Regions from separate parts of the Mus musculus genome. Here region 1 is linked to region 2. The links are chromatin loops, found by intact Hi-C in ENCODE. Cell type or tissue: left cerebral cortex. All regions are shown on one strand. Region 1 holds the start of Mir6994 (microRNA 6994). Region 2 overlaps Ddb1 (damage specific DNA binding protein 1).

What was found. Hi-C counts contacts between places; a loop is a spot of excess contacts. Peaks named below come from ENCODE experiments on the same cell type or tissue, not always from the same donor. Only the 100,000 strongest peaks of a DNase experiment are listed, where the experiment ranks them.
Region 1: a loop joins it to region 2, with 8 times the contacts of the local background. A loop is called at or near these places in 6 of 42 quality-filtered maps.

The regions. Positions count from the first base shown.
Region 1 is chr19:11,920,103-11,925,102 of GRCm38, reverse strand. It overlaps Patl1 (protein associated with topoisomerase II homolog 1 (yeast)), which reads right to left. Exons shown (of 19, transcript NM_172635.3): 3 at 4,708-4,925; 4 at 4,218-4,298; 5 at 3,540-3,734; 6 at 2,535-2,636; 7 at 1,627-1,716; 8 at 1,085-1,302. Mir6994 (microRNA 6994) reads right to left here and starts at 1,375; the gene lies at 1,303-1,375. In left cerebral cortex, no CTCF peak of the experiment used is centred here; no DNase peak of the experiment used is centred here.
Region 2 is chr19:10,619,571-10,624,570 of GRCm38, reverse strand. It overlaps Ddb1 (damage specific DNA binding protein 1), which reads right to left. Exons shown (of 27, transcript NM_015735.2): 13 at 2,852-3,030; 14 at 2,587-2,750; 15 at 2,402-2,509; 16 at 2,074-2,281; 17 at 1,137-1,232; 18 at 933-1,044. Among named protein-coding and RNA genes, the nearest start is that of Vwce, 12 kb to the left of the region's middle. In left cerebral cortex, no CTCF peak of the experiment used is centred here; no DNase peak of the experiment used is centred here.

The sequences.
Region 1 (5,000 bases), 1.3 Mb before region 2:
ATCTTAATTGACTTCATTTTAAAAAAGGCGGTCAATGCAGGATAACTTCACACTGGCTCACTGAAGGGACAGCCAGTGTATTATAAACAAACTTTTAGAAGGAAAAGGCATATTTTTATATTTTTTCCCCAATGACCAATTCTCAAACCCAAGAGGATAACTATGAAACTCCGTGCACTAGTACTAAAACAATACAGGTTTTTCATTCCTAATTTTTAAATGTATTATTTAGCTTTAATTTTTTTGTGGGAATAATGTAGGAAGTATATGGGTGGCAGTTAATTTTACATGTCAACCTGACCAGCTACGATACTCAACTTTAACCAAACCCTAGTATGGAAGCTGCCATGAAATCATTTTGTAGACATTTACACTTATATCCATTGACTTTAAGAAACTGCCTTCTATAATCTGGGAAGCCTAACAGCCCAAACCACAAGTCATTCAGAAGTAAACAGTACCAGGAAATAAAGTTCTGCTGAGTATCTAGCTGACATACTTCAAGATCAAAATTGCAACGTGACTCTTAGTTTCTAGTTTGCTACATGGGTTTCCAATTTGCCAGTCAGTTCCTTGGCCTAAAATTAACTCTCCCCATATTTATGTATGTTCTACTGATGTTTCTCTTAAGAACATAAATTGCTATGATTTACATAAGACACAATTTTATCAAAGCAGAAACCAAGTAAAAGTAGAAGCGAGCAACTCAGCTGACACTGAGGTCAGCTAGCCTCTTGGCTTCTGCTGCCACCTATTATTTGTGGTAATTCTTCAGTCACGAGCACTGTGCATTTTACTGCATGAGTGTTTGCAAAATGGTATGAAGTGAAACTTCAGAAAAAGTAAAAGCGGCAGATAATTGATCACGTGCAAAGGAAGCATGACATTCCTGAGAGCAGTGTATAGCCTGAAGACTCAAGCAGTTCTCTTGACAACGCAAGGGTCCGGGGACTCCCAAATACTGTACTCAACAAGTATCCCAAGACGTCTACATTATAAAACTAAACGAGAGATTATGAAACTTTTACCATATAAAACTAAAAGGGAGGGCTGACAATCGATCATCAGAGGCATGGTTTTATACCTGAGGTTTTGTAGGTGAGGTCCTGGGCCAGGGGGATGCTGCTGTGGAGGTGGCGTAGCGGGGGGTGGAGCACTAAAGAAGGCACGGAAGCTTGGTGCTGGGGGAAGCATCTGCCCAACGCGCCCTTGTAGCAACTTAGGATTCATGGCAGCCAGTGGGCTACCAACAAACCCAGGGACCCGTGCAAACTGGCTGGGAGACATTCGTCCAGGCTGTAGCTGCAAAGACGGAGAAGATCGTTGACACAGAAGAACTAGCAATCGTCACCGGCTTCACCCACCTTTGTGACAGGGTCTCTTTATGTTTGGGAACTCCCTGTACAGCCCAGGATGGCCTCACATGTATAATCCTAACTCAGCCTCCTACGTGTTGGGAACATAGGCATGCACCACCAAAAAGCAAGCAGTTTCCATTAATAACTTCACTTGAGAAAACAAAAAGGGGGCAGGGGGACAAGTGGCTAACAGCGAAAGAAAAGGGTGTCAAGCAATGACTCTTAGGACAGCAGGATTCTTTATGGGTTCAGCAAACTGTAGGCTTACCTGTGCTCCCCCAAGAAGCTGTGCTCTCTGCAGGGGACTAAGTACAGGAGGAACATTAGGAGGAAAAGGGTGGCCCAGGAGGGAGGAGTTCTAAGGACACAAAAAGGGGATATTATGTTCATAATATGGAACAAGCAAATCAAAATTTTAAGCAAACTCAGTATAAATTTGGTATAAAGTTAGATATTAAAAACTCCCAAGCTGGAGATTCTTATATCAGAAAAGAATGCTGGAAATTATGAAACACTATACTATGTCTGTGTAACAGGAAAAAGACAGCAGTAGAATAAAAGGCTCAGGCAGCAGAAACCAAGATTAAAATGAACTTAGAATCTTTCTGTGCTTTTTCCTTTTGTTGAGACAAGAGTCTTGCTAAGTAGCTCAGCTTGAAACTCACTTGCTATGAAGACCAGGCTAGCCTGGAATTAGGAATGCTTTTGCCTCAGTCTGCTAGGATTATAGGCAGATATAGCAATGCCAAGCTGGACTTAGAATCTTTTTTTTAAAAAGATTTATTTATTATATGTAAGTATAATATTATATGAATATTTATTATATTTATTATATGAAGACACTGTAGCTGTCTTCAGACACACCAGAAGAGGGCATTGGATTCCATTACAGATGGTTGTGAGCCACCATGTGGTTGCTGGGATTTGAACTCAGGACCTTCAGAAGAGCAGTTGGTGCTCTTAACCACTGAGCCATCTCTCCAGCCCCTGGACTTAGAATCTTAAAGTGACAAGAGACAAAGTAAACTTTTGTCCTTTGATCTTGGGACTGAAAATTCTAGAAAATAAAAGAGATTACAAGAAATACATATAATCTAGTACATACTACACAATACACACTAATGGTGATCATGAAGTTCACATTAAACAGTCCTGTTATGTTGTAAAGGGACATACCGGGACACTGCAGAGCTGGTTTGGAGATATCCTCTCGCCATAGGGAGCAGGATAGCGTGGCGGCATTGGGGGCCGAACATGAACAGGCTTCGGACACAGGATCTATTAGGACAAACACAAACAAAACTACATTCAATGAAATCAGTCTTTTGCCTTCCTACACTCCCTCCCCTCAAGTACTGGTAGAGACACAGAACTCAATGAAAAACCCTACTTCTAAGCAAATTGTTCTGGCTATGGATTCAAAAAGAGAACCTCTGGTCACTTCCTCTCACAAATCAGTTTCATCCTAACTGAAGATGATTTAGCTAATTCTCCAGTATCCCCACCCTTCCATGCTATCTGAGGAAGTACCAGCAGACATTCTGACTTGAAAATTTTCTCCAAGAGGATATGGTTTGGTTATATTGAGGGAGAAGGAATGATAAGAAAGCTGGAGGATTAACTAAGTCCTATTCTGAAGCCTCAGTGATATGGCCGCCATGCTCAGCAATGTTGTGATACATTGTGACTCCACCATTTCTTAGGATATTGAGCCTAACTAGGCCATACCAACACCACCCTCCCCCCATACCTTCCAAATTGGCCTTCCTTTTCAGCTGCTGGTTTCAGGTGGAGGAAAGTCTATGGAACAGGACTGCACAGGCTCTAGGGAAAGCAGGGATATCTTAAAGGTAAAAAGGGATGTGGACAATGCTGAGTGTTCCCACTCCCCCCAGCTTTCAGTATTCTTTCTGCTAATGTACCCGGCAGCCAGTAAAACACTTAAAAAAGGACATATGTACTAATGTGGCTAGCTACTCTTTTCTCCCCCAGTTAAAAGGTAGCAGCAGCAGCAGCAGCAGGAGCAGCAAATGGTATTAGGGAATGTGTCTCATTTATACTAACTTCTCTAATTGGCTATTCTTTTAATGCCTACCCACAACATCCACCCTCCTCCCGGAATCCCAAATAATTTTGCCCAGATTCCCAATATCCTGGGCTGTGTACGTTAATGAAAGGTACCTGTTGGTTGAAGCTGGGAACAGCCATCTGCTTAGGTGGGGTGCCTATAGGAACGGCTCTAACAGGAGGACTTCCAATGATAGGTGATGTTGACCGCCTTGGTAAAGCTCGCTCAGAAAGGTCCCGATCATCTTCTGGGCCCTGCAGGGGCCTCTGAGGCAAGGCATACTCTAATACAGACACTGTAGGCATTTCCTGATTGAGGAAGTGGTTAAAAACGATACAGAGAAATTACTTGTGATGTTTTAATAATCTCTACAGATGCCAAAGATACATTAAAAAATTATCTTAATTTTAACTCACACTCAGTAAAAGTCATCCTTTTTGTATACAATTCTCTGACTTTTAATAAGTACATACACCAATTTTATCACTCCCATAAAATTCCTTTGCGTTAACCTTTTAAAATCAGCCCTTGGCTTTGTGCCCCATCACAGTCCTTGACGTGCAGTTTTGGCTAGATTTTTAACTAACTAAAATCATACACTGACATCTGTGAGTTCTAGCAACCCCCTTTCAGCCTTTAAAACCTGAGGCTGAGGAAAGGAGCGCTAGTAGTCAAGGTGACCCTGGTGGATGATGCATACTTGTATACGATTACAGTAAGAACAGGATGAAAACAGGAGCCAACTTATCTGTAGCTATGAGTCATTCTACATAAAGAGGAATGTTTAATACCTGAGCAAGTAGTGGTCCACGGATTCGCCTCAGAACTTCAGATCCATCCCAGATGCTGGAATTCAGACTTCCTGGTTGAGGCTGCCAAAAAAAGGAAAACATACACACAGGGTCTAGAATGGTGTGGCTCTCAGACTTGAACCTGAACTACTGGGGAATATGCCACAGTGTCCTAGAATACACATGACTCCCCAACTTCATCTACAAAGTTGTCAATATCAGGAATTATCAACCTTTTGATTTGTTTTCTTTTATAAGACAGTGTCTTGTTCTGAGCCCAGGCTGTCCTTGCTAAATATCTAGGCTAATTCCAACCCACAGTTATCTGCATGCCCCAGCCTCCCTAGTGCTGGGATTACAGGTGTGAGCCACTGTCTATGGAACATGCAATTCTATTATTAAACAGAAAATAAATGACAAACCTCAGCACTTTAATTATTAATCTGTTGTTATTTGAGCCATTGTGAGTTCCCAAATCAGAGTAACTTACTTGTAAAACTGGCCTGGTCTGTACTGCCCTCATGATAGCTGGATCTTCTAGCTCATTTTCAATCACCATCTTACTGAGCCTTTCTGCTAGATTCTCCTCATGGTCACCCAACAAATCCATCTCATCTCTCTCTCCATTGCCTGTTTGTTCATCAGCTGCCACAGGTAGCTTCTCTTCCAACTCAGCCAGGCGCTCATGTGCTTCCTGCCAATCATCATCTGCAAGACAGGTCAGTTTAAGAAATATAGCTCAGTTGCACAGGATGGTGCATGTCTTTAATCCTAGCACCTGCG
Region 2 (5,000 bases):
ATGTTGGCCCCAAAATCTAAAGATTACAGCAATGTTACAAAGTCAATCAAGCAAAACTGAAAACATAAATCCAAGCAATCTACACAGTGATAGACTCTACCATCAACAGTCATTTCAAATAAAAACAAAGTTTAAAGGCTGGAGAGATGGCTAAGCGGTTAAGAACACTTGCTGCTCTTACAGAGGATCCAGCACCCACAGAGGCCATCTACAACTCCAGTTCCAGGGGATCTGACATATTCATCGGACCTCCTCAGGCACTGTAGAAGCACAGCACACATATCTACGTTTAGGCAAACAACTAGACCTCTGTTCTCTGGATTAAGAAAGCTAATTCTATCAGATGTGTATCTCAGGAATGAAAGAAAATGATCCACGACCAATCTCCATAGAATTAATGTGTATCTCTGAAGGTTACATCATTATAACCCTGTTTCACAGACCAAACAAAACAAAACAAAAACAAACAAAAAACCCTGAAGGGTAGTTTTACCCAGATAAGGTCAAATGATTAGCAATAAACCGTAAAACCAATTCTACTGGGTTTCAATTATCATACTGTTATCTATTATACCTTTCTACTGTCAACTACACACATTGTACAGAGCATTCAAGCTCATAAAAGAAGAAACTGCTAAGCTTGTGAGGTCACCAAGTAATAGCTGCTATGTTTGGGACGAAGGTTGTTTCAAGTTGTTTATGTGGTGCTGGGCATGGAAGCCAGTATCTGTTCAATGTAGTCAAGTATTCTAGCACTCTCTACGTAAAGTTTTACTGCAACCCAGCTAAGTGCACTCTTTGAGGCTACAATGACAAAGGTGGTAGTTGAGACAAAGTCCATTCAGCCTGCAAAGCCAGATTATTTCCTATTTCACACTATGAAGAAAGCCTGCTCACTCCTACTGCCATCCTTCTCTGCTCACTGTCCTCACCTGGGTGCTGGCACTGGGCCTCAAAGCAGTAGTGCCTCCACTGCTATCTTGGACTTCAATGCGGCTGGAAAGGACCCCAAAGCACTGAGACACTTCCTGATAGCAGATCTTCCTGCAAAACAAGCATGAGACGATGGTACCACTCAGAAAAGTCTAAGATACTACCTGCCAACTCCCTCTGCTGCTTCTCAGGTCTGCACTCACCTGGGAGACTCATAGAGGGGAACTGTGCGAATATGGAGCTTCTGGATCTCATCGATGGTGCCAATGGTGAGAGTGCTGTTATTGGCCAATGCCAGACTAAATAAAAAGAAGGGATGCAGTTTAGAGTGAGTTAACAAGGAAGGATTCTCCCAAAACACAATGACACCAACTTGCTGCAAAGCAGGGTTTCAACCCCACCTCATACCATCATTCATTTGGGAAGACCTAACTCTGATGCTGGGATCCACCAATGAAGATAGTCTTATATAACTGGTCTGGGTAGGCACAACAGCTTTTGCTAAGGTACAGGCAAGGTTGAGAATCACAAGTCTAGGTAGGAGAGTGAATCTAACACACCAAGGACTCACTGGCTGGCAACCCCTCAGAACTTTTAGCAATACATTGCTATCAAGCACCTCCCCTATGGCTGCTGAAGGAGAAGCAGGGAGTGCATACTCATCACTAAATCTGGGGTCCTAAGGTAAAATGCCCAGTGGCACAGACCTTTAAGACCAGCATTTGGGAGGTAGAGGCAGGTGGCTCTCTACAGCCAATGTTACAGACTGAAACTTTGTCATACCCTACATTATACCCGCAAAAAGATCCTGTCCAACACTCATGTAATTCACCTGAAAAATTCCTGAAATATACAGATTCTAGAACATAGTAACCTCAGAATCTGAGGAATCAAAAACTCTATGCTGTCCTTTTCAGAATACCTCACTCATCTACTTTCAGCCCTGCAAAAGCTTTCAGATGTTTCTAATAAAAACCCCTGAGATACTTCCCATCACAGTGATTTATTGACTTGGACACTGGAGGGAAACCTAGAATAAGGGGTGGGATGGGATGGGGTAGGGAAGAGTTAAGGAGGGTAGGAGAAGCAATACGATGTCTCCAGTTAGTGACTCCTGCTTAAGACAGAAAACAGGCTCACCTGTCAGGATAGCCATCTGAGTTGAGAGGACACATATAGTTCACCTCCTTGAGGTTGACATTGGAGAAGACCAACTTGTGATTGCTGCTATAGATGACAGTGGGCCGGTCAGAGCAAGCAAAGACGTTGGTGGTAGAAAGAGAACGGAATGTCCTCAACACCGTGGGCTGGGTGCCCAAAGTCACCTTTTTACGGTCACTCAGTAAACCTGCAGAAAGAACAGCATGAGAAGAAGGAAAGAAAACAGGACAACAGCTGCTTGGTTAAGGCTCAAAGCCACCAACACTCCCTATTTCTGAAAGAACCCACACTCAATGTTTTTCCTCACCTGTCTCGATGTTGAGCCCAAAGTAGAAAAGAGCCCCATCTCCCAAGGCACAAAGGAGGTAGTGGCTACTCTCAAAAGTGGTCATCAGGATGGATCGAGGAATGATCTCTGTGGGAAAGAGGAGCTTTAAAGTCTCGTTCCACATCCTGACTGGAATTTTAACCCAAAATACCAATAGCACATACCTCCACCCAGCATCTCCTTGTGTAGTAGTTCAAAGGATGGGAGCTTCAGGATACGAGCTGAGATGTCTGTCCAAAGTCCAATGGCACAAAGTGGGGAGAGGCCATTGCTGTCCCCTAATGGGGTGATATCCAAGCATGCCACTTCATGTTCCATCTCTGTGTGGCTGAACAAAGAGGAATGAATATAGCAGAGGAAGAAACCCAGGGACCCAAGATGCCCCACAGAACAAAGAATACTACACAGAGTATAAAGACACTCCTGTACCTGATTTGCCGGAGCTCCTGAGGGTGGATCTGAAGGTAATATAGTGCCCTTCCCACGGCAACAACCACCTGGCTGCTGTTACAGGAGGCCACACTGATGTTCTTGCCCTGAGGCTCTTTCCACTCGCTGACCAAAGCTTTGGGCTCTTGAGACACCAACCTCACAGATGCTGAGGTGATCTACAGAAAGATTAGACGTCTCAAAGCAACTGCAAGGATGGTTTCAGAAATTCAAAAGTGCTCCCCGTTCCCGCTCCCAGTTAGAACACAGATAAACTACAGTTCTACCATTACAGTCAAGCCTCTGGTTCTAGGACCCTCAAGAATACCAAAATCTGCAGATCCCCAAACCCCTCATATAATGGTATAATATTTGCATATTACCTATGCATGTCTTAATGACTTGTTCTGGAGCTAAGGATTAAACCCAGGGCTTTACATGTTCTGCCACTGAACTGTGTTCCTTCCCCAGACCTTTAGATTCCTTTATAAGACCTAAGACTATGTAAATGCTATATAAGTAGCTGCTATACTACATACACTATACACTATATACTATACACCATCACCCAACCCCACCCCGACACACATTTGATAGAAACACAATTCACAATTGTTTAATCCACATTTGGGTCAATACATAGATATGACTCATGGATATGGAATGCAAAATCCATGTACTTTTCCCCAAAGACTCTCTAAAATTAATTACAAATAGACATCATTTTTACTGAAGGAAGTGGGCCTAAAGCTACTACTTTACATGCTTGCTTTGTGTGTGTGTGTGTGTGTGTGTGTGTGTGTGTGTGTGTCTGTCTGTCTGTCTGTCTGTCTGTATCACAAGCTTGCTGGGACAACGGCAACCCTCATAAGGTATCAATGGGCTCAGATGCAGGGACCACCAAGCTCAGTTTTTCTTAACCCTAAAATCAGATTTCTAATCTTCATGTTCTTTACTGGGCATGAGTAATTAAAGTCTTTAGCAATGGCTGCAAGGCTGTACTATATAACATGTTTGTTTTGGTGCTTCGGTCTCATGCATGCTGATCTACACAGTAATCCCTAAAATATTACATAAACTTATTCTACTATTGAAACAAAAAGCAAGCAAGATAACACTACTACTATTAATTCATGTTACCTATCATGACTAGGAATAAAAGCCTTTTTTTTGAGACAGGGTTTGTTTGAGTAGCCCTGGAACTCTCTCTGTAGAACAAGCTGGCCTTGAACTCACAGAGAGCCCTCTGTCTTTGATCCCAAGTGCTGGGATTAAATGGGTTGTGCCACCACAGTCCCGATCTAGATTTTTACCAATCTACTACTGCCAGTTGACTAAAGGAAGACCAGCGGATAAAGATGAACAGCTGTTTAATACTAAGGCATTCAGATATCTTGTCCACCAATGGAAAAATGCGAGAATGGCAAAGAGAAGGAGAGTATAAAACTTGGAAGGGCAATAGGTCACCACAAACTTGAAAAGATGATGAGTGTCAGGAAGGTGTTCAGAAATCAAATTCTCACGGAAAACAAGAAGTACAGATCAGCCTTCTGCAGACCCATGTCAAGCAAGGACCAGCATAGACCAAGTGGGTGTTAATGTATGACTAGTGTTTTTTCTTATTCATTGTTTTGCTATTTCCCAATTTTTTCTCTAATATTCTTGTGTAGAGCTAGGCATGGTGGCCTTTAATCCTAGCACTTGAGAGGCAGAGGTAGAGGCAGGTGGATCTCTATGAGTTCAAGGCCAGTCTGACCTACATACTGAGTTCCAGGATAGCTAGGGCTATGTAGAGAAACTCTGTCTCAAACAAAGAAAAATATTTTTGTGTCAGTGTTAAAATGAAAGGAATAAACAGTATATCAAAAAGCATGATATAATTAATGCCACAAAGTTACATATTTTTTAAACATTTGAGCAGTGTTATAGCAACCCATGACTTTTTAAAGATTTATTTTTTTTGTAAATGAGTTAACTGTCACTGTCTTCAGACACACCAAAAGAGAGCATCAGATCCCATTATAGATGGTTGTGAACCACTATGTGGTTGTTGGGAATTGAACTCAGGACCTCTGGAAGAACAGCCAGTGAGTGCTCTTACCTGCTGAACCATCTCTCCAGCCCCATAAATTATATTTATCATAATCCC